Regions from separate parts of the Homo sapiens genome. Here regions 1, 3 and 4 are each linked to region 2. The links are chromatin contacts, found by Hi-C or POLR2A ChIA-PET in ENCODE. All regions are on one chromosome and are shown on one strand. Each heading gives the region's core, a stretch centred on a gene start or an enhancer-like site at or near the end of the contact. The rest is flanking DNA. Distances are from core to core; before and after follow the strand shown.

Region 1 (5,925 bases), core at 2,877-5,376, 330 kb before region 2:
CACAACTGGATAAATTTTGTACTTTTGGTACAGACTGTTTCACCATGTTGGCCAGGCTGGTCTCAAACTCCTAACCTCGAGTGATCCACCCACCTCAGCCTCCCAAAGTGCTGGGATGACAAGCGTTAATCACCACGCCCGACCAAAACTTCTATTTAGTTGAATAATTTCAAATTAAGTATGTGCATGTAGTAAATAATTCTAATAGCTCAAAAAAGGTAAGTTTCCTTCTTGCCTTCTGCCCCCAGCACTCCCAGGCTCAGTGTCTCCCTCCTGGAGGCAATTTCTGGTATGTTTCTCCATAAATGTTTTATGTGTACACAAACATGTGCATGTGTGTGCATTTTTTTACATAAATCAGATATTTTAGAAATCAATATATATCTTCATATTTTTACCTAATGACCTTTTTATATCAGCCCATACGGATTTATCAATTTGTTTTTAATGGGGACAGAGTATTCCATTTCCATAGCTGTACCATCATTCATTTAGCCCATCTCTTATTATTGAATATTTAAGGTGTTCCTGTTTTGCCTTTTAAATATTTTTATTTAGATATATTTTACATACAATGAAATACTCAGATCTGAGGGTTCCTGTTCATGGAGTTTTACAAATTTCACACACATGGAACCCACACTCTTGTCAAGACACAGACCATTTTCATCATCCCAGAAAGTTCCTACTCATTTCCCAAAAATTGTCACTATTCTGATTTCTTTCACCACAGATTAGTTTTACCTGTTCTAGCATGTCAAATATACGGAAACACAGAGAATGTAATTTTTTTTTGGTCCGGCTTTATTCAGTACAATGTTGGGTTTTCCTGTGGGATTCATCTGTGTCATCTAATTAACATACTTTTATTTAATGATAAGCGATGTCTTATTATTTGAGTATACAGCCATTTGTTATCCATTCTCTTATCATTGGATATTTGCATTGTTTCTACGTTTGTGCTACTGAGTCAAGCTTCTACAAACATCTTTTCATATATCTCGTTGTGACCATGTATTTCATTGCTTTTGGGAGTGCAATGGTTGGATCACAGAGTAGGTGTGTGTTCGACCTGTTAAGCAGCTACCAAACCACTTTCCACAGTGGCTATACCCTTTGATGCTCTTGCCAGGCGTGCATGAGCATTTGGGGGAATCAACAGTCTCACAGTCATTCACTGTTAATGGTCTTTTCAACTTTAGCTACTTTAGTGGTTGTGGAGTTGTATCTCATTATGGTTTGAATGTGCATTTGCTAATAACTAATGAGGACACAACATTCCAAGAAGAAATAATAACATTTTTGAAGACCCTAAAGCAAAAAAGGAGTGTTTTTTGAAATTTCTTATATGTGATTGTATAGAAAATATGTATATAAATATTATTAGCATTTCAGATTATATCTTTCTAGATCTTTCTCTCTCCACACACACACACATTTATTTAGTATAATTTTTTAATGTTTTTCTAGTAATATGTTATATGAATAACCATAACTGGTGCAGCCAAATCCCTAATTTTTGATATTTCCTAGTGCCTTTGTCCTTTTACTCTTTGCTCTGAAATTTGTTTGGGTAGAACTAGAGTAGCCCATCTCCTAAAATGTGGTCTCTCTTGGGTTGTGATTAAATGCCCTGGATATTCTGGGAGGTATCTTCTCTCTGGCTGGCTGGAATTTCCGTCTTCCAGCACCCTGTGGTGCCAGCATCCCCTGCAGCTTACAACTTCCCAGAGCTGTGCTTTTCCAGGCCCCAGGGATTCCACCCTACCTACACATGCACAGCTTAGCACTTGGCTAAAGACTTGAGAAAACCCTGCACATTTTTTTTTTTGTCTCTTCACTGCACAGCTTTCTCCTCTCCAGCGTGCTGCACTAGAATTCCAGCCACTCCAGAAGCCTCCAATCCTGCCTCACTTGGGCTCCACATTCCTGCCTCTTGGTCCACAAAGGGCCTATAGCAGAACACCGGGAGGATTATGGGGCAAACTGTGTGCATTTCTCTTCTCTCCAGGAACACAATCCTCTGCTTCTTGTCTGACACCTGAAAATAGTTGCTTCCTATATTTTGTGTAGTTTTGTAGTTACTTACACCAAGGGGGCTAGTCTGGTACCAGTTACTTTATCACATTCAAAAGTTATCTTCTTGTTTTTTTGTAAAATGAATTTGTCATAAAAAGTAAATCTTCAGTGGACATACATATAGCTCTATAGCTGTATCTCTACAGACACCTCAAATAATTTTCTTTATCTATTGAAAGTAATAATGCTGAGTCAAGATGTACAGTTTTTGAAATTTGTCTCCTATTTGTGCTAGTCTTTCAGTTATACCCTGGCTTGCTTCAACAGTAAATAGGCAATTTTTAATAATTACTTTCTAATTATAATGAAAATAAATACATGTAAACTGTACATTTTTTCCCAAGGAGTAAAGCAGAACTATAATGAAACAGAAATTTTTCTTCTGGATCAATACTCATCATCTTTAGAAAGAAAAAAAATTAATAGTTTTCTTCTGTATGTTTCAAAATTTTCTAGTTCTAAACATTCAAATGTGCAGTTTTTCTGCTTTTTTTTCATACAAATGGAAATATATTTTTGCATTCTTGTGCAATTTTTAAAAAGTAACAAAATATACTGAATAAATTTTTATATTAGCACAAATGTAGCTATCACATTTTAAAAAAACCTATAAATTATTCTTTCTACATGCACCATAATTTAATTAATAAGTTTCCCATTGATATGGTTTGGTTGTGTCCCCACTGAAATCTCATATTGAATTCCCATTTGTTGTGGGAGGGACCCAGCATGAGGTAATTGAATCATGGGGTCAGGTCTTTCCCAACTGTTCTCATGATAGTGAATAAGTCTCACAAGATCTGATGGTTTTAAAAACGGGAGTTTCCCTGCACAAGCTCTCATTCTTTCTTGCCGCCACCATGTAAGAAGTGCCTTTTACCTTCTGCCATGATTGTGAGACCTCCCCAGCCACGTGGAACTGTAAGTCCATTACACCTATTGTTCTTCCCACTCTTGGGCATGTCTTTGTCAGCAGCATGAAAACAGATTAGTACACCTATTGATGGACATTTATGCTGTTTTCAGTTTCTTTCAGTATTTTAAATAATGCTACAAGGAAAATTCGGTGCAGGCCTTCATGTAGACATAGTAATATACCTGTAAGGTAAATTTCCCAAAGTAAAATTGGAAGACCAAAGTAAATATGCATTGCATTTTGACAGACATTGGAAAAATGCTCTCCAAAGAGATTCCACCAACTTACACTCACACCAACAGCAAATGAGACCATCTGTTGGCCCACATCCTGTGCACAGTGTGAAAGATCAACTTTCCAATCTTTGCCAATCTGATAGGTTTTAAAAAATAGCATCTCATTTCGATTTGTGATTTAATTATGCATGAGATTATGCTTCTTTCTTTTTCTTCATATTGGTGTATGTTTGAACTGCTTATTCGTATCCTTTAAATAATAAACTGTAGTGGGGTCAAGCTGGGCCTGGTAGCTACTGCTGATGCTATTGAATTATGGTGAGTTAATCTAAGCAAGAAGCTCATGGGCCATGTAATTCACCCCAAGAAATGTTTCTGAAGTTGTACGGGTTTTTTTGGCATTGATTACAGGTTTAACGACTTTTACTCTCAAAATGCTTAATTCACATTACATATGTGTGTATGTTTGATTACACCAATGTTTCTGCATACTACTGCAAAATACTCTTTAAAATCTGGGGTCACATCCTGTTTCACAGATCTGATAATGAGTAAAGCCAAACTCTTAGCTCATGTTTGGGTATCTGGCCTCCATTAAGCTGCTGTCTCTATTACCACATAGTCCATTCAACATTCTCTCAATGTCTTGGAGGTGTTAGGGCAGAGGCTGGCACTGTACGTATTAATAAGATGTCCGGCTTAGTGACAGGAGGTCTTGTTTATTATAATGAACAAATGAAGGTGTTTCAAGTATATTTATGTGGCTGCTTAAGAGCCAACCTCCACTGCTGTGAGACTTAGTAAGAGGTGGCTACCAAGGACCTGCTCCTGCAAGCCTGTTCCCAGGCTCCCCCAAGCATGGCTCTGGGACACGGTGAGAGCTTTCTGTGAGCTTGTGTGAGACTCAGTCCCAGACAGAGGCTGCCTCCCACTTCTCAGCTGAATCCTGGGCTTTGGAAACCCTATTGTGTGCCAATATAATCAACCTACACATGATGTCACAAGACAGAGAAAACACTATAAATGGTATCCAAGTTCATGGCACTGAGTCTCCAAGGGCTGTGAGAGAAAAGGTTGGTAATGCTGGCATGATTGCTTGGCTGAAAGAAGGGCCATGGCAGGAAAGATGTAACTGAACTGAAGATGCAGCCACTGCTTCAACGTAAGACCTCACCTCGTTAATTTGGGTGATCAGAAAAGCAGACATTACCTCCTCCTGTCAATCGCCTTATTTTGGTGAATTCTTAAATAGCCTCTTAGCCACTGTTGTGACTCAATAATTGTGACCTTCTAACAGTTACCATGGAAAGAATTCCTAGATTATAAATAATGACAATGTGAGTTTCCTAGTTACCAAGTGTATTTATAAAATGAATTCCAAAGGTACATGACATTTAATTCCAGCCTATTTTTAGACACTAAAGGATAATAAAGGAAAATACTTTTTTTCCAGAAGAGGAAGAATTGTAACATTTTTCCAAATCTAGTTATAGAGCAGCACATCTATATGACTATAAGGAAAAAAAGGGGGGTTTTAGTAATATACTGTCCTTGGCAATTTAAAGGGAGCATTTACAATAATACAGATTTCACAATTAAATGGAGTCTCCAAAATCATGTATAGAATTTGATCTATACAAATTATCTTGGAAATAAAAAGATATAGTGTCCTTTAATAATTTTTTAAACACATAAATTGGGAAGACTTTTATGCCTTCTACTTTACAAAGTATTTCTTATTAAAGGAAATCATTATGTTTCATAAAGAACTCTTTCTTATTTTTTTTAATAGACATGATAGGGTCTTGCTGTGTTGGCAAGGTTAGTCTTGAACTCCTGGTCTCAAGCGATCCTCCCATCTTGGCCTCCCAAAGTGCTGGAATTACAGGACTGAGCCACTGTCCCTGGCCCTTCATAAAGAACTCTCGGAAGCACAAGTTTACCTAGTCAAAGAGTTACAATCCAAGAAAGAGGAGTGAAGATTCTGAAGGAATACATTACAAAAAAGAAAAGCTACTAAATGGTGTCTAAATCACATTTTAGTGTGCTGCAGAAATGACAGTTCAAAAAAAATTAGAGCAATGGAAATACAATAATTTTTATGTCCTGTCTAGTATTTTGTCTTTTCCAAACACTGTTCCAGGAGATACTTCAAAGAAGTTGATGTATAATGTTTCTTAGACTTGCATGCAATGGTCTCATAATTGAAACATTTTCTTCTTTCTGAATCTTGAATCAAATCCTATCTCTTGTCCATACTCTGAAACATGAAATTTGAGAATGGCTATGGTCCCTTTCTCCATCTTGAAAGCCAGCAACAGCAAATGGAGTCCTCCTCACATTGCTTAATTCACATTCTGTGATCACATCACCGTGACCTCTTCCATCCCAAGTCTCCCCCAGACTCTCACCTCCTGCCTTCTTCTCCCTCCGATGATGACCCTTGTGGTGACCTTGGTTCCACCTGGATAACCGAGGATACTCTCTCCATCTCAAGATCTTTAGCTTTTAACTTAATCACATCAGTAAAATCCATTTGCCACTAAGGTAGAACATACACAAGTTCTGGAGATCAGGATGTGGACCTCTTTGGAGAGGGGGACCATTATTCTGCCTGCCACAAGCATTTGTTTATTCTCTCAAAAATATTTCTTGAATATCTACTATATTCTTGATACAGTGCTGAACAGATGA
Region 2 (5,382 bases), core at 83-2,582:
CCGGGGCCTGTGACGGCCGAGCGGCCCACCTCGATGAAGAAGAAGCTGTCCGAGTGGCCGCAGCGGCGGATGTTCATGAGCTGCAGCGTCACCGACGGCTGCTCGCAGTTGAGCTTCACGAAGCCGATGGTGCGCGCAGACAGGCACAGACGGTACACCCCCGTCAGGTTCTTGCTCTGGCCCAGACCCTTGGGCTTCAGGTTCACCTGCCACACCTCACGGTAGGCGGCCGTGGCGGGAGCCACCAGCCCGTAGCTGTCCTCGGCCCCGGCGGCGCCGGCAGAGCCGCCCAGGGCGCCGGGCAGGGAGGCGCTGCAGGACGCGGCGGGCGCGGCGGCGGGGGGCGCGTCTCCGGCGGCCGCGCGGCCCTCGCTGACCAGGTCGGTGAGCGCGCGGTACCAGCCCTCCTGCTCCTGCTCGTTCTCGGCGGCCACGGCGAAGTACTCGTCCTTGGTGTAGAGGGCGATCAGGTACTTGTGCTTGGCGTCGGCGCGCTTGTTGATGTTCAGGCAGCAGTCGAGAGCGATCACCCGTTTCGGCGCGCCTGCCTTGCTCCGCCACTTTTTCTCGCTCTCGTAGTACTCGAGCCGCGGCGGTTGCGGCGCCGACCCCCCGCCCGCCGTCGCCTCGTCGCCGCCCGCGCCGGGTCCGCGCAGCACGAAGAAGCGCTTGTGGCCATGCTTCTGCTTGCGCAGGTAGCCGCACTTGCGCACGCTGTGGTTGTTGTTGTTGTTGTTGTTGTTGAGGTTGGGGCCGTCTCCGCTCGCCGGCCCGGGCGGCCCGTGCCGCGGCGGGCTCGCCATCGCGGGCGCTTCAGGCCGCGCGGCCCGGGCCCGGCGCCCAGGGGTTGGGGCGAGGGGCGGAGGGGGCGCGGGCGGGGGCGGCTCCCTCCCACCCTTGCGCCCGGCCGCCCGCCCGATCACGCGTCCCTCGGGCCCAGGCGGTGGGGAAGGTCCGGGGAGGCCCGCGGGGGCCAGCACCGCTCGGCGGCGCCGCGCCCTCCGCGCTCTGGGGCTCCTGAGGATGCCCGGCGCGGGCGGTGGCCGCCCCCCTCCCCGGCTGCCTGCGGCCGCTGCCTCCTCGGGCTCTCGGGCGGCGCCGGGGGACGCGCTCGCTGGGCCGGGAGTCGGGGTCCCCGAGCCGCGGGGCCGAGCCTAAGGCGCGCGCGGCCGCACCGGGGCTGCTGCCGCCGCGTCGCGCTCCGGGAAGCCGGGGTGCGCCCGGGCGCTCGGGGTCCGCGCCGCCGCCGGGGCTGCTGCTGCTGCTGGTGTTGCTGCTGCTGCTGCCAACGGCGACCCGGGCTCGTCGCGGTCCCCGCCGCACAGTGAGTAACACATCGCGCACCGAGTGACTGAACTAAGAAGAGCAAAACAACATGTGACTCGGCGTTACGCAGGCACACACAGCGCGGCCGCCCCGCCCCGCTGCCTCGCATTGGCGCCGCGCCCCCCGACGGACGGCGCGCTCGGCCAATCGGCGCGGCGCTCGCGGGGGCGGGCCGCGCGCCCCCGCCCCGCCCCCCTTTCTCCCCGGGCCGCGTTTCCCGCCGTCCCCTCCCCCTCCCGCGAAGGCCCCGGCCCGGCCGGGCGGGGTGGGGCGGCCCCGGCCTCATTAATCAGCGGCTTGTTGTGGATGCCGGCGGAGGAGATGCCACCCAGGGCGGGAAAAGGGGCGCGGAAGAGGGGCGGGGCGGGCCACGGCGCGCAGGGCCCTTCCCTCCCGCCTCGGACTCAATTAATTGGGCTTGAGCTTCCGCCGGGGAGGGGGCGCCGGGCGGGGCCGCGGCTGGGCGGGGCGGGGGATCGGGATCGGCGGCGGGGGCTGCGGCCTTGCAGTGGAAGCATGGGCGGCGAGCCGGGCCGTGCTCTCGGGGCGCGGGGTCCCCATTTTGGGCGAGGGCGGCCGCTCCCGCGCTCGGGGTGGGCGCGCCCCATCCCCGTCCCCCGTTTCCCGTCCCCGTCTCCCGGCCGCATCTCCGTCCCCCCGCAGCCGCGAAACGCGGGGAGGTTCCAGGGCCCGCGGCCGCGGGTTCGCGAGCACCGCGCTCCAGATCGAGAGCGGCGCGCGCCCTTCCGTGGAGGACAGAGGGGCGCGGAGGGGGCGCCTGTGTCCCACCCGCTCGCGGGCGCTTTACGGGGCGTCCTCTGCGCCATTCACTTGTCAGCTTGTCGGGAAGTTGAAATCGCGTTTGGGAGGTAATAGGAGAAAGAGATCGGGGACGGCAGGCGGAGAAAGTGCGGTTTCCATAGCGCCGGGGAGAGGGCGGACCCGCGAGCCAGCGGTCCCTGAGCCGGGAGACCGCGCGGGCGTCTCTCCAGCCCCCGCAGGAGCGCCGCCTTCCTTCCGCAGGGGCGTCCTCTCCCCCCACCGCTGCAGGAGCACCCCCTTCCTTCCTCGGAAGCGTCCTCTCACCACACCGCTTCAAGAGCCCCCCCTTCCTTCCACAGGGGCGTCCTTTCCCCCTCCGAGGCAGGAGCGCCCCTTTTCCCCCCACAGGAGCGCCCTCCCCACCCCAGGAGCGCCCTGCGCCCAGCAGACGGGCAGGTGGGCGGGCGTCCACTACCTGTGTGCGCGGTGCGGGCGGTGACTGCCAAGTTGGAGATGCCCTTGGAGAACTGCTTCGAATTCATGTATCTACTGGGCTTTTGTGACTTTCAAAGCCTATAGCAAATAAGCACCCCTGCAATTACGTCTCCTCAATGACCAAGTCAGGGTGAGGTGAGGGCTTCCTGAGTTCAGATCCCAGCAAGCTCCCGATCCTGCGCAACGAAGAAAACTCAACAAAACAGGCTTTGGCTGTTTATTTTATTTTTTTTTTAATTGTGCCTTCATGAAATAATTTACAGCAATAATTTATCTTATAATATTGGTTATTGTTTTTAAGTCCCGGATGTTTACTTTTGGATGTCCTCTATAATTCATAGAAGTATCTTAAAAGTAATAAAATCTTAATCTAAGAGAAAATAAGTGTAATTTTTGAAAGAGTGATATATATTTTAATATGTTTTTGTAACATGTGACTTGAAGATTGTGTTGGCTAATTTTATGTGCCAAGAGAGCCCTGACTAGTACAAAGATTATAGCGTTTTTATTTTTAGCATGTATACAGTTAGGATTATTGATCAGTAGCCTGAATTTGGGAAGAATAATCATTGTGGCAAATATCACCCAGTGTGCCTCAAAAAGGTGTGTTTAAAGTTGATCTTCCATTTTTAAATCATACCTTAAAAAAAAATACCTCAAGAAATGCCATTTTAAGTCTGTGCACCTATGTGTGCATGTGTGCGTGTTTGTTTATATAATAGATTGTGTGATTGTGTGTGTATAGGTATGTGTGTATGATTGTGTGTGTTGGGGGCGCCACCTTTATGAACATTATGCTTCGGCGTTCTTTTTAGATCTTGTTACCTTTTCTTACGTTCACAAATGTTGCCTAGCAATATGTCTAGTCAGGAAAGATGAAGGGATTCTTATCTTGGTGCTTGAAGAAAATGTGGTGTAGTTTTATTGGCTTTGTGATCACTTACATCCCACTTTTATGAGGATGTAAATGGGCCACCTCTATGTTCCTGTATGTTGCCAGCCATCAGTAGACAATGCTAAAGGAACCACCACTTTTAAACATCATGTGATGGTTTCTTCTGAGAAAGTATATTTTGCAATCTTTTTCTTTTTCATGTTGACTTTTATTATGCAGTTGCATTTTCATATCCGTATTGAACATTTACTTGCTGTGCCTGTCACACGCTAGCAGGTGTCATCTTTTCCTGTTTGCTTGTTTCTTGGGGCCATCCTAGTGTTAAAGGCCAGTGTTTTTAAGGTGTCAGCAGCTCTGGATTGGCAGTTAGCACTTTCCCCATGTACTGCCTCAGTTACCAGACTGGGGACAAAAGAGAGAAGGTTAAAGAATTATCACCTATGTCCGTGGTATTCTGTCATAGAGAGTATAAATTTCCTACAGCAAACTGGAAATTAATTGCAATTCTGCAGTTAGAACCTCCAAATACAAATGTGGATGATACAATTTCAATTCTCATTGAGAGTCAGCCCATGAAACAAACCAACAGTAAGAAACTCTGTAATTAGAAGTATCCCAGTCCTCTTCCTCAACCGAGGAACTTGTTTTCTTTCCCCCTTTCTATTGCCAGATAAGCTATTTATTTATTTAAAGCTTGTTCTACACCTTGTGATTTTCCAACTGTTCTTCCATACTTTTTCAACAAAAGTCAGCTAATAACATCTGCCAACATGCTCTGCACGCAGGACTGGCTGGGGCTGGCATGGCCTCTTGCCAGCAAACAGCCTGGTTGAAATTTTTTCTCATGGTCCAAGATCTTTCCTTGGAAGCTTTCTTTCCTTTCACAGCTAATAAAATGGCCATATCTTTCAGCAGGGAGTTTTTTCTGTTTGTTTGTTTTTTCTATTTTTAACAGAATCATATACAATAATGATTATTTTATTAGAAGTCTTCTGAAATAATTACTTTTCAAGAAAGAATCAATTATATAAAAGTGTAGAGATTTAAAAATATGTTACAGGTTCACAATACAAATACTAGTAGCACTACCAATAATGAACATCACTAATTATTTTCTTTGTTTCATATAGGAAAGGCAAGTATGGGAGGAGAAAGGTGAATAGCATTTTATTGCTTGTGAAATTTTCTTTCTTTTTTTAGTTCTTTGCCCTGTAGGTGTTTGACAGTATTTTGTATTTAGGTGAGCTCAATCTAAAAACTAAGCAGATTAAGTGGAATGCTATATAACTAGTTAGAATAGCTTTAATTTAAAAGGTATTTTAAGAGGGAAAGATTTTTAACTTCACAGGTTTCTGTCAAAGGATATATTTAATCTTTAAAATGAGTGGCACCATTTCATTATATTTCATTTTATTAGATAATGTTGTTCAGTAGCTCATTTGAGAAATTCCATTCCTCTGATGAACGAACTGTGGACAGACTTTTCCTCATCTAGGGTTTATAAGGAAACTTCTTGCACTTTACCAGCAAATTTATTTGCTAATGTTTCAACTGAAATTTCACAAGAGTTTTGTAACATGCTAACTCTGTGTATGGGCAACAGAATGACTTACATGAGAGAATATAACTGCTGTTTGGATCATTTGCTATGTATGGCATTGCAAACATTTAAAGTATCAGGATTTGTTAATGGAATTGATCAGCCCCTTGGAAATTATAAAGGCTTTCTACTTGTGTGTTTATTATTCTTGTTAAAAATATGGATCAGTCTCTTTCCTAAATGTTCATTTTATGAGGGAGGATTTTCTAAAATAAATGATTATTTAATGTGCATATATGATAGAACAAACTACTATAACTTTTTTAAAGTCTTATCAATTGAATTAATACTGTTTAGAAAAATA
Region 3 (5,645 bases), core at 1,374-3,873, 500 kb before region 2:
ACTTGGGAATTGCTTTGCAGGAAGAACTTTAAAAACAAAAATGATGCCTGTTAATATGTAAGTCTCTTATCAAGAAGTGCTCAGGCACATGACCTGTAGAAGCCTGATGGTAACTTGGATTTAAAGGGGCCTGGGTCCCAATGCCATTATCTTGCCAAATGACCTTGAAAAAGCCTTTAGCCATGTGCACCTCAGTTTGGTCACCTGTACAATTATGATGACACTGGTATCTCCTTCCTAAAGTCTATGTGCCTCAAACACAGTAAGGACGAAGAGACATTAACTATCATCATTATTAAATATCATCCACGACTCACATCCTACTTGGATGGGAGGAAGGGAGAGTTCTGAACATGAGACAAGTGGCCATAATACAGACTTTCTAGGATTGTTTAACCCTAAGGTTGTATGAAGATTTTTATCTACAATATTAAATAATGCCATTTGTATGTTATTCCACAAATAGTTATTGAGTGGCTAGGATGAGAAGGGATGACCTACAGTGGTAGATCTTAATCCTAATTCCTCCTTTATCGTGATTTTGATACTACAGTGTTTTGAAACCCAGGGGAACACCATTGACATTCCTAGGAGTTAGGAAAAGGAGCCGTCAGTCACAGGGGCCAGAACTGAGGCATTCAGAAACAAAAGGCGGGCTGGGCGCAGTGGCTCACACCTGTAATCCCAACACTTTGGGAGGCTGAGGTGGGTGGATCACTTGAGGTCAGGCCAACATGGTGAAACCCCATCTCTACTTAAAAAAATAAAAATAGATGGGCATGGTGGCATACACCTATAATCCAGCTACTTGGGAGGCTGAGACAGGAGAATCACTTGAACCCGGGAGGTGGAGGTTGCAGTGAGCCGAGATCATGCCATTGCAGTCTAGCCTGGCTGACGGAGCAAGACTTCATCTCAAAATAAAATATATAAAAAAAGGGAAAGAAACAAAGGCAAGATGATAACAACTGAGGGCTATTGAAATCAGAAAGGGATTCCCCAAATTTAGGGCTATGGTGACAATGTATCCACAATCACGTCAGAAGGTAAGTGGTCCTAATCTTGCAAAGGACAGAATCTATAGAATAGATAATGAACAGTTTCAGAGTATCTTTCTTCTGAGGTGATGAGAGAACATGGGACAGGGTGTTGAAGGTATAACAACAGTAAGGGTCATGGCTTCATGCTAGCCAGGGCTGGAACCTAAAGAAGAAGAAGACCAAAGATTGGAGAAAAGAGCTGAGTTTAGGTATTGTCTGAATCACAGAGAAGAACAAAACTAACCTCTCCTTCCATAGTGATACTGGCATTAGGATTGCCAAATAAAATACAGGATGCTCAGTTCAGTTTGAATTTCAGATAAACAATGAATATTTTTTTCAGTATAAGTATATCCCAAATACTGCATGTGATTTACTTATACTAAAGTATTTCTTGTATATCTGAAATTCAAACTTAACTCGGCATCCTGTATTTGTATTTGCTAAATCTGGTATGACCACTCTATCCAAGATGTCTACCTGGAGTCTCTAAAAAGAAAAGCAAGAAATGGCAGATTATAAGGTGGCAGGTGTATTAGGGTTCTTTAGAGAAACAGAATAAACAGGGTGAATACACTGTGTGTGCATGCACGTGTGTGTGTGTAGCGAGAGAGAAAGACAGAGAGAGAGAGAGAAAAACAAAAAACAAGAGTGGGGGGAGAGAGAGAGAGAGATTTATTTGAAGGATTGGCTCATGCAATTATGGGGACTGTTAAGTCCAAAATTTTCAGAGTGTACCGGCAGGCTGAAGACCAGGGAATTGTTGACGTTGCAGCTCACAGTCAAAGGCAGTCAGCTGGCAGAATTCCCGCTTCTCATGGCATTCAGGCTTTTTCTATTCAGGCCTTCTACTGATTGGATGAGGCCCACCCACACCATACAGGGTATTCTGCTTTACTCAAAGTCTGCTGATTTAAATTTTAAAATTAAAATGTAATTTAATGGAACTTAAATTTTAAAAATACCTTCACAGAAACATCATTTGACCAACTATCTGGGTACTGTGGCCTAGCCAAGTTGACACATAAAAATAACTAACACATTAGGGAAGACAGCTGGCTTCCCTAATCTGGTGAATTTGAAGCAATTAACAACATATTCACGGGAATCTCATCACAGAAGGACGTGTTAAATCATAAAGCAAAACAGCAAACACATATACTGCAACAGCACAAGTGCTCTGGGCATATGCCTTGCTAACGGGAACCTTTTTTCTTTTTTGAACCGGTTGCCTAGAGATGCTTTGTTTTGCTTTGCTTTTTTTCCTTTTTTAAAACATTGATCCTTGGATGAAAGGAAGTGAAGGTTACTATTTGTTTTATCTCCTGCTCACAACAGAATGGCTGTGAGAGAAATAGTGAATTTGAAAGGGCTTAGCTTGCTGAAGCCAAGCAGAATTCGAAGTGTCTCTAGATCACTGTAGACAAAACAAGTCGTATGGCCAACGCTTACTCATTTGGCCACATAGGCACTTGCCTGGACTCCCAGTCTACGGCTAAATTTAGCAGAACAATTGTCAGCCAGCTTCCCTGTTTGAAGGTGAGAGCTCACGGGGACAGCAAGCTCCCAGCGGGTCTTCATTTACTGCTTCATGACAAGAGGTTCCATGCTGACAGCATCTGGGGAAACCTCGCTGGGCCTCGGAGGTCCTTCCTATGGGTGATATGCCACCCACCCTGGGTCGAGAGTCAGAGAAGCGCGGCCGGTCCCACTGCTGGCTTCGCCTGCCTGTTTCCCACAGCTTCCCTCTAGTCATCCACCTACACCTGCTGCCCAGTTCCCTAGAAACCTGCCTAGTGTAAAAGGAAGCAACTCTGGAGAACAGAATGAGAAATCAGAAAGCAAGGCCCTGTCCTCTGAGTTCTGTCCTGGATGGGGACTGAGGAAGGTAAGCCCAAGCAGGGGGTGCTTCTGCCACACCCAGGTTGTGTTTATTTGTCTCTTCTGTAGATTGAGAAAAACATCTCCCTTAGCCTCCAGAGGGAGAAAACAGGGCCATATTTCCCCGAGCCATATGAGGAAAGTGGGTGATTTTGAGCTCTAATTAGAGCTGGCTCTAAGAAAACACACCATGTGCGTGAGAGCTGCTTCTTCTCACATAACCCAATTGAGGAAATTTCCCCAATTAGATCTTGTTTCTTGTCTCTTTTAATCAGCAAGACTTTATACAATGATGCTCCTACTATACTCTCATCCAATTTGCAGATCCATATATAAATAACAATGAGCATAGTAGGAAGTGTTTTATTCTTATTTATTGAGTGCTCATCCACTTCCAGATACTGTCTTGAGGAATTCACACTTACTAACATACTTACTTCTGGAGGTAGGGACTACCATGGCATCTGGCTTCAAAGCTCACTCTGTTCCTCAAGGGAAATCATTTTTTGGACATTTCATAGTAATAACTATTGACATATTAAGTCTTATAAAGCTTTTAAAGGTGTTTTTACGAACTCACCTTCTTTCCTCTTTATTACTACTTCTGAGATAAGGTGGGCTTTTGTTTTTTTTTTCTTAACATCCTCATCACCTCCATTGGAAGAGTGAGGGAGATCAGACTGGGAGAGGTTGAGGGATTAGCCTGGCCTCTCCTGGGTGTGCAGGTGAGCTGTGTGACTGTACCAGATGCTCTGTCTGCAGAGGCACAGGTCCCCTTGCCTGCAGTCTTCCAATGTAGTATCAGAAATCCAGTTCCCATCTTAGTGTCAAAGTCTTCCCAAATGCAACCATAAGCCAAAAATAAATGTATACCTTCCCTCCATAAACCATTATTCCAAATTCTTCTGCTGTTGCCAGTGACAATCATCTGCCTTCTAGTCTTCCAAAGGAAGAATCAAAGAAGATGCTTCCAAAGGAGGCATCAAAACCTAATAATCATCACTGATAATCTCTCTCCTTCTTGTGCCCATGTCCAGTTGGTTGAACAAGTGCTAACCTAGCAGTACCACATCCAGCTATGATGGGGCAGGTGCAAAGATGGAGGAAGAAAGATGGCCCCAGAGATCACGGTTTTGTAAAGTCATGAAGGAGATAACTGGAACATGAATCATTATCAACTGAGATAGGAAATAAGAGGACACAAAAGAAGTAACATAAAACATTCTTACTAATGTGAGGGACCTCACAGGAGGGCATGTTTACTTCCAAGGGTAGCAGAGAAGAAACAGAGAAGGCATATAGCATCTGAGCTGAAACTGGAAGGACTCAGGACCTACAAAAATAGGGCAAGGCTGATGCTCAGAAGTCGTAGTGAAAAGACAAAGCAATGAATGTTGTATTTTGGTTGATTTTTAGGAGGGAATGAAACTGAAGAAACTAGGGCATAAAGCTAATTTTTTAAAAAACCATCCATTCTTCTTCTCTGTCTGCGCCATCGTCACTGGGTCCAGGCCTTTATCACCTAAAGCTTAAAATGATGCATAACCTCCCATCTGTGCAGAACCGTGTGGGTGACATTGATGCCATCCAGCGCTGGTGCACCCTCAGAAATATTCATAATTTATTGTTAGTCTATGTGGACTGTTCCCAGCACTTCATGTGCTCTCTTCCTTTGCTCTTGTTGCCTGGAAGAAATATTCTACTGAATTGAAAGCCACCGCTTTCCTGTGTGCTTCCATCTCAGGTCTTCTCACCTGCTCAGTCATCATAGAGTATGAGTGTCTGTTCTCTGTCTTGTGTAGTCAACATTTTCCTTACTCCTGGATTCTTTCTATCTTCATTTAAGTATCTCCAAGTCTCTCTCATTAAAAAACGTATCTTCCTTGGGCCCCCTGAGTCCCCGACCTCATCATTCTCATATTCACCCCTCTTCCACCCCACTTCCCAACATCCGTCAGTCAGGATTCTTTCTGCTTCTTCTAATACATGGTATTCTTGTGCATACAGAGAATGCTGTTAATTTATCTTCTTGGCTTACTTTTATTAACTCTTTGGGTTTTAGATTAATGATGAATCTCTGTAAAAGTGCTTAGCTAACTTGGTCCACAATTCCCAGTTTTCCTTGAAGTTTCTGTAGAATAACATTAGCTAGGGACTCCAATAGAAGCAAGCATCACGCATACAATGTTGATTAATGGTCAATAACATAACCGCATAGTTTCAGAAGTGTATTTTTGGGAGAGACAGACATAGTGTTCACATTACAGGTGTAAACACTTGCTAACTACCATATTTCACTGAACAAAATATGGACTTTTTTTACATGCTAATATCTCTGAAGTTAGTCTTTCAGTAAGAGGCATTTTATATTGCTAATAGGCAGCATTTTAATAGTACATATATCTTATAGTTGATAATAGCTCAGATTTGATTGATTATATCATGTAACCTTAGGCAAATTACTTAATCTTTCACTGCCTAAGTTCTTACTAAATTGTACAATCTGGTAATACCCAGATCTCAGGGTAGTTATGGTAATTAAAGAAATATGTTATACATAAAGTACCTTAAACAATAATGTCTGGCATGCAGCAATTGCTCACTAAATGTTAATTATAATTATTGCCTTTTGTAGTATTCAGGGACATGAAATGAATTGAACAATATCTGATCTTTCTCAATAGACCATGCAAGAACTGCATCTATTTTATTCTCCTGTATCCC
Region 4 (5,759 bases), core at 2,685-5,184, 270 kb after region 2:
ACATCACAATTAAAAGAACTAGAGAAGCAAGAGCAAACACATTCAAAAGCTAGCAGAAGGCAAGAAATAACTAAGATCAGAGCAGAACTGAAGGAGATACAGATACAAAAAAACCCTTCAAAAAATCAATGAATCTAGGAGCAGGTTTTTTGAAAAGATCAACAAAATTGAAAGACTGCTAGCAGGACTAATAAAGAAGACAAGACAGAAGAATCAAATAGACGAAATAAAAAATGATAAAGGGGATATCACCACCGATCCCACAGAAATACAAACTACCATCAGAGAATACTATAAACACCTCTACGCAAGTAAACTAGAAAATCTAGAAGAAATGGATAAATTCCTGGACACATATACCCTCCCAAGACTAAACCAAGAAGAAGTTGAATCCCTGAATACACCAATAACAGGCTCTGAAATTGAGGTAATAATTAATAGCTTACCAACCAAAAAAAAGTCCAGGACCAGACAGATTCACAGCTGAATTCTACCAGAGGTACAAGGAAAAGCTGGTACCATTCTTTCTGAAACTATTCCAATCAATAGAAAAAGAGGGAATCCTCTCTAACTCATTTTATGAAGCCAGCATCATTCTGATACCAAAGCGTGACAGAGACACAACAAAAAAAGAGAATTTTAGACCAATATCCCTGATGAACGTTGATGCAAAAATCCTCAATAAAATACTGGCAAACCAAATCCAGCAGCACATCGAAAAGCTTATCCACCATGATCAAGTGGGCTTCATCCCTGGGATGCAAGGCTGGTTCAATATACGGACATCAATAAACATAATCCAGCATATAAACAGAACCAAAGACAAAAACCACATGATTGTCTCAATAGATGCAGAAAAGGCCTTTGAAAAAATTCAACAGCCTTCATGGTAAAAACTCTCAATAAATTAGGTATTGGTGGGATGTATCTCAAAATTATAAGAGCTATTTATGACAAATCCACAGCCAATATCATACAGAATGGGCAAAAACTGGAAGCATTCCCTTGGAAAACTGGCACAAGACAGGGATGCCCTCTCTCACCACTCCTATTCAACATAATGTTGGAAGTTCTGGCCAGGGCAATCAGGAAGGAGAAAGAAATAAAGGGTATTCAATTAGGAAAAGAGGAAGTCAAATTGTCCCTGTTTGCAGATGACATGATTGTATATTTAGAAAACCTCATCGTCTCAGCCCAAAATCTCCTTAAGCTGATAAGCAACTTCAGCAAAGTCTCAGGATACAAAATCAATGTGCAAAAATCACAAGCATTCTTATATACCAATAACAGACAAACAGAGAGCCAAATCATGAGTGAACTCCCATTCACAATTGCTTCAAAGAGAATGAAATACCTAGGAATCCAATTCACAAGGCATGTGAAGGACCTCTTCAAGGAGAACTACAAACCACTGCTCAATGAAATAAAAGAGGATACAAACAAATGGAAGAACATTCCATGCTCATGGATAGGAAGAATCAATATCATGAAAATGGCCATACTGGCCAAGGTAATTTATAGATTCAATGCCATCCCCATCAAGCTACCAATGACTTTCTTCACAGAATTGGAAAAAACTACTTTAAAGTTCATATGGAACCAAAAAAAAGACCCGCATTACCAAGACAATCCTAAGCCAAAAGAACAAAGCTGGAGGCATCATGCTACCTGACTTCAAACTATACTACGAGGATATGGTAACCAAAACAGTTACTGGTACCAAGGTACTGGTACCAAAACAAAGATATAGACCAATGGAACAGAACAGAGCCCTCAGAAATAATACCACACATCTGTAACCATCTGATCTTTGACAAACCTGACAAAAACAAGCTATGGGGAAAGCATTCCCTATTTAATAAATGGTGCTGGGAAAACTGGCTAGCCATATGTAGAAAGCTAAAACTGGATCCCTTCCTTACACCTTATACAAAAATTAATTCAAGGTGGATTAAAGACTTAAATGTTAGATCTAAAACCATAAAAACCCTATAAGAGGGCCGGGCATGGAGGCTCATGCCTGTAATCCCAGCACTTTGGGAGGCCGAGGTGGGTGGATCAGGAGGTCAGGAGATCAAGACCAGCCTGGCTAACATGGTGAAACCCCATCTCTACTAAAAATACTAAAAATTAGCCAGGCGTGGTGGCAGACACCTATAGTCCCAGCTACTTGGGAGGCTGAAGCAGGAGAATGGCATGAACCTGGGAGGCAGAGCTTGCAGTGAGCCGAGATCTCACCACTGCACTCCAGCCTGGGGGACAGAGTGAGACTCCATCTCAAAAAAAAACAAAAAAAACCCTAGAAGAAAACCTAGGCAATACCATTCAGGACATAGGCATGGGCAAGGACTTCATGTCTAAAACACCAAAAGCAATGGCAACAAAAGCCAAAATTGACAAATGGGATCTAATTAAACTGAAGAGCTTCTGCACAGCAAAAGAAACTACCATCAGAGTGAACAGGCAACCTACAGAATGGGAGAAAATTTTTGCAATCTACTCATCTGACAAAGAGCTAATATCCAGAATCTACAATGAACTCAAACAAATTTACAAGAAAAAAACAAACTACCCCATCAAAAAGTGGGCAAAGGATATGAATGGACACTTCTCAAAAGAAGACATTTATGCAGCCAAAAGACACATGAAAAAATGCTCATCATCACTGGCCATCAGAGAAATGCAAATCAAAACCACAATGAGACACCATCTCACACCAGTTAGAATGGCAATCATTAAAAAGTCAGGAAATAACAGGTGCTGGAGAGGATGTGGAGAAATAGGAACACTTTTACACTGTTGGTGGGACTGTAAACTAGTTCAACCATTGTGGAAGACAGTGTGGTGATTCCTCAGGGATCTAGAACTAGAAATACCATTTGACTCAGCCATCCCATTACTGGGTATATACCCAAAGGATTATAAATCATGCTGCTATAAAGACACATGCACACGTATGTTTATTGCGGCACTATTCACAATAGCAAAGACTTGGAACCAACCCAAATGTCCATCAATGATAGACTGGAGTAAGAAAATGTGGCACATATACACCATGGAATACTATGCATTCATAAAAAATGATGAGTTCATGTCCATTGTAGGGACATGGATGAAGCTGGAAACCATCATTCTCAGCAAACTATTACAAGGACAAAAAAACCAAACACCACGTGTTCTCACTCATAGGTGGGAATTGAACAATGAGAACACTTGGACACAGGAAGGGGAACATCACACACCGGAGCCTGTTGTGGGGTGGGGGGAGGGGGGAGGGATAGCATTAGGAGATATACCTAATGTAAATGACAAGTTAATGGGTGCAACACACCAACATGGCGCATGTATACACATGTAACAAACCTGCACATTGTGCACATGTACCCTAGAACTTAAAGTATAATAAAAAAAAATGTGGCACACCGTGGAACACTATGCAGCCATAAAAAAGGATGAGTTCATGTCCTTTGCAGGGACATGGATGAAGCTAGGAGCCATCATTCTCAGCAAACTAACACAGGAACAGAAAACCAAACACCATATGTTCTCACTCATAAGTGGGAGTTAAACAATGAGAACATACGGACACAGGGAGGGGAACATCACACATGGGGGCCTGTTGGGGGTCGGCGGCTAGGAGAGGGATAGCATTAGGAGAAATACCTAATGTAGATGACGTGTTTATGGGTGCAGCAAACCACCATGGCACGTGTATACCTAATGTAACAAACCTGCACGTTCTGCACATGTATCCCAGAACTTAAAGTATAAGAATTTAAAAAATAGCCATTTTAGTGGGTTTCTTCCTATGTGTTTCTCTGAAGTCCTCCTCTCTTTTCTCTCATATGGACATCAGTCACTGGATTTAGGATTCATCCGAAATTCAGGATGAGTCATCTTAAGATCTTCAATTACATCTGCAAAGCCTCTAATTCCAAATAGTCACTCTCTGAAGTCCCAGGTGGGTGTGAACCTTTGGAGGACACAAGTCAACCCAGTGAGTAGGAAGTGGAAGTTGAGGTTCCTTTTTTCCACATGGATATCCAGTTCCAGCATGATTTCTGAAAATAACTTACTTTCTTTCTGCCATGATGTTCAAATATGCTTTATTCTCACCAAATTTTGGTCTGTTGGTTCTACCAATCACTGAAAGAGAAATGTTGAAGCCATGGAATTGTCTTGGTGGATTTTGTCTATTTCTCCACCAGTTATGCCATTTTCTTCGTGTATTTTCAAGCTCTGCTATCAGGCACACACACATCTAGAATTATTGTCAGTTTTTCCCTGTTCTTCATTTGGATAATTTCTATTGCCCTGCATCCAAAGGCACTATTCTTTTCTTCTCTCATATCCAAGCTGTTGTAAGCCAGTCCAGTAAATTTTTTTATTTCCCATATTATATTTCTCAGCTTTAGAATTTGTGTTTTATTCTTTTTAATAGTTTGGAATTTTTGTTAAAATCCCCAGCCATTCACCTTTTTGTTTCTCTTTTGCTTCAAGTCTCTGAAATATCAGCTGCTTTAAGTCCTCGTCTGCTCATTCCCACATTCCCACTACATCCAGGTAGGTCTCCACTGACCTTTTCCCCTCCTGGTTATGGTGTTCATCTCCCTGCTTCTTTTCACCTCTAGCGATTGTTTTAATTGTGCGTTTAACATTATAGGATGCCATCCTGCTGAAATGCTGCACTCTGTCGTTGGAGCTGTGGGTGTCTCTGAAGTCCTCCTCTCTTTTCTCTCATATGGACATCAGTCAGATGTAAGGGCTGCTGAGTTTTGCTTGGTCAGCAGTGAATTTATCGGTGGGACTGGCTGACTTTCGCAGGCTTCCCTGTAAGTTTAACTGGAGAAGTCCCCGCATAGCCCTACCTGGCAGCTGAGAGAGACCCGTGCACGGCGCGTGCCGTTCTGTGTCCCTGTTGAATGCAGGTGTGCAGTGCGGTCTCCCCAACCTTCTGCGTGGGCTACTCTGGACTCTCCGTTCTGCTCAAAGTGTTCTTTGTTCTCCATGAGGCTCAAGGGGACTCTCCGCAGATTTCTTCAGATCCTGTCAGACACCCACTGCAAACCTTGCCACCTCCTCACACACCCCAACCTCTACCATCTGTCCGCAACTCCATGAGGCCACCATGCTGTACATGGGCTCCACCCGCTCATGCCACAGTCCAGAGAGAGCATCTCAGCAATCCCAGAGCACACCCCACGCACCCGCCAGGAATCCCACCCTTGGCTGTGGTCCTCAGTGTCTGAAAACAGGTGCTTCATGCATTCTGTTCAGTTTCTACTTGTTGATGTGGAGAGGGATACTTCAGCACCAGTACTCTGTTGTGTCTCATAAATGGGTCCTAATTAGTATTTTCTTACTTTCTGGAAACAAAAGTTTGGTCACTTACTGTGTTTTCCTTTTTCTTCTTTTTTTTCAGGCTTTCAGGAAGCTCCTCAGAGGTGAATCAGATAATGAAGCAGAACAAGATCTGCCCTTGTGAATTGCTTATTTGATTGCCATCATCTTAATTTTAATTTTATTATAAAGTGTGTAGGCAACACAGTTGAAGAAAACTGTGAAGCCACAGGAGCCTAAGCAATAGATTCGATTCCTTCCATTTGACTCCATTGTCATCCTTCCACTTCATATCCCTATCCCATCCTACCTGGTCTCATAGTGACTGTCGAATCCCCCTTAGCCTGCATTCTGAACAAATGCACCTAGTTGGATTCCTCTCTCATCCTTGCAAAAACAAAACAAATAAAGCAGAAACA

What was found. A loop is a pair of places that touch in the nucleus more often than their neighbours do. ChIA-PET counts read pairs that join two places held with the same protein, here RNA polymerase II (POLR2A). Pooled maps may share reads with other maps.
Region 1: a map of ascending aorta shows a loop between it and region 2 (5-fold over the local background). The contact joins the enhancer-like site here to the promoter of IRS2 in region 2. A Hi-C loop is called at or near these places in 5 of 168 maps with a recorded cell type or tissue (aorta, ascending aorta, chondrocyte and 2 more) and 5 of 50 pooled maps. POLR2A ChIA-PET finds 5 or more read pairs at or near these places in 1 of 52 experiments (PC-9).
Region 3: a loop to region 2 is called in a map of PC-3, with 4 times the contacts of the local background. The contact joins the promoter of LINC00370 here to the promoter of IRS2 in region 2. A Hi-C loop is called at or near these places in 10 of 168 maps with a recorded cell type or tissue (Caco-2, HCT116, MCF 10A and 7 more) and 5 of 50 pooled maps. POLR2A ChIA-PET finds 5 or more read pairs at or near these places in 4 of 52 experiments (A549, MCF 10A, PC-9 and 1 more).
Region 4: POLR2A ChIA-PET joins it to region 2 with 10 read pairs in WTC11. The contact joins the promoter of LINC00396 here to the promoter of IRS2 in region 2. A Hi-C loop is called at or near these places in 5 of 50 pooled maps. POLR2A ChIA-PET finds 5 or more read pairs at or near these places in 2 of 52 experiments (MCF 10A and WTC11).

Annotation. Positions count from the first base shown.
Region 1 is chr13:109,450,190-109,456,114 of GRCh38, forward strand. No RefSeq gene overlaps it. Among named protein-coding and RNA genes, the nearest start is that of LINC00399, 52 kb to the left of the region's middle. RefSeq lists an enhancer at 4,464-4,739. Within about 2 kb of position 4,127, at least 2 of the 41 ENCODE cell types and tissues checked have a DNase peak (open chromatin) inside an H3K27ac peak, as active enhancers do; they include ascending aorta and tibial artery, where a contact is called at or near this core.
Region 2 is chr13:109,785,251-109,790,632 of GRCh38, forward strand. IRS2 (insulin receptor substrate 2) reads right to left here and starts at 1,333. Exons shown (of 2, transcript NM_003749.3): 1 at 1-1,333. The coding sequence starts at 803. LOC124903211 (WAS/WASL-interacting protein family member 1-like) reads left to right here and starts at 1,834. Exons shown (of 2, transcript XM_047430835.1): 1 at 1,834-2,195; 2 at 2,350-5,382. The coding sequence starts at 1,843. The coding sequence ends at 2,587. RefSeq lists an enhancer at 1-469 and silencers at 1,311-1,540, 1,561-1,730.
Region 3 is chr13:109,279,350-109,284,994 of GRCh38, forward strand. It overlaps LINC00370 (long intergenic non-protein coding RNA 370), which reads left to right and starts at 2,624. Exons shown (of 3, transcript NR_170230.1): 1 at 2,624-2,928.
Region 4 is chr13:110,049,351-110,055,109 of GRCh38, forward strand. It overlaps LINC00396 (long intergenic non-protein coding RNA 396), which reads left to right and starts at 3,935. Exons shown (of 4, transcript NR_126387.1): 1 at 3,935-3,961; 2 at 4,501-4,563; 3 at 4,664-4,832; 4 at 5,423-5,602. The region is part of intron 2 of LINC03082 (long intergenic non-protein coding RNA 3082); the gene reads right to left.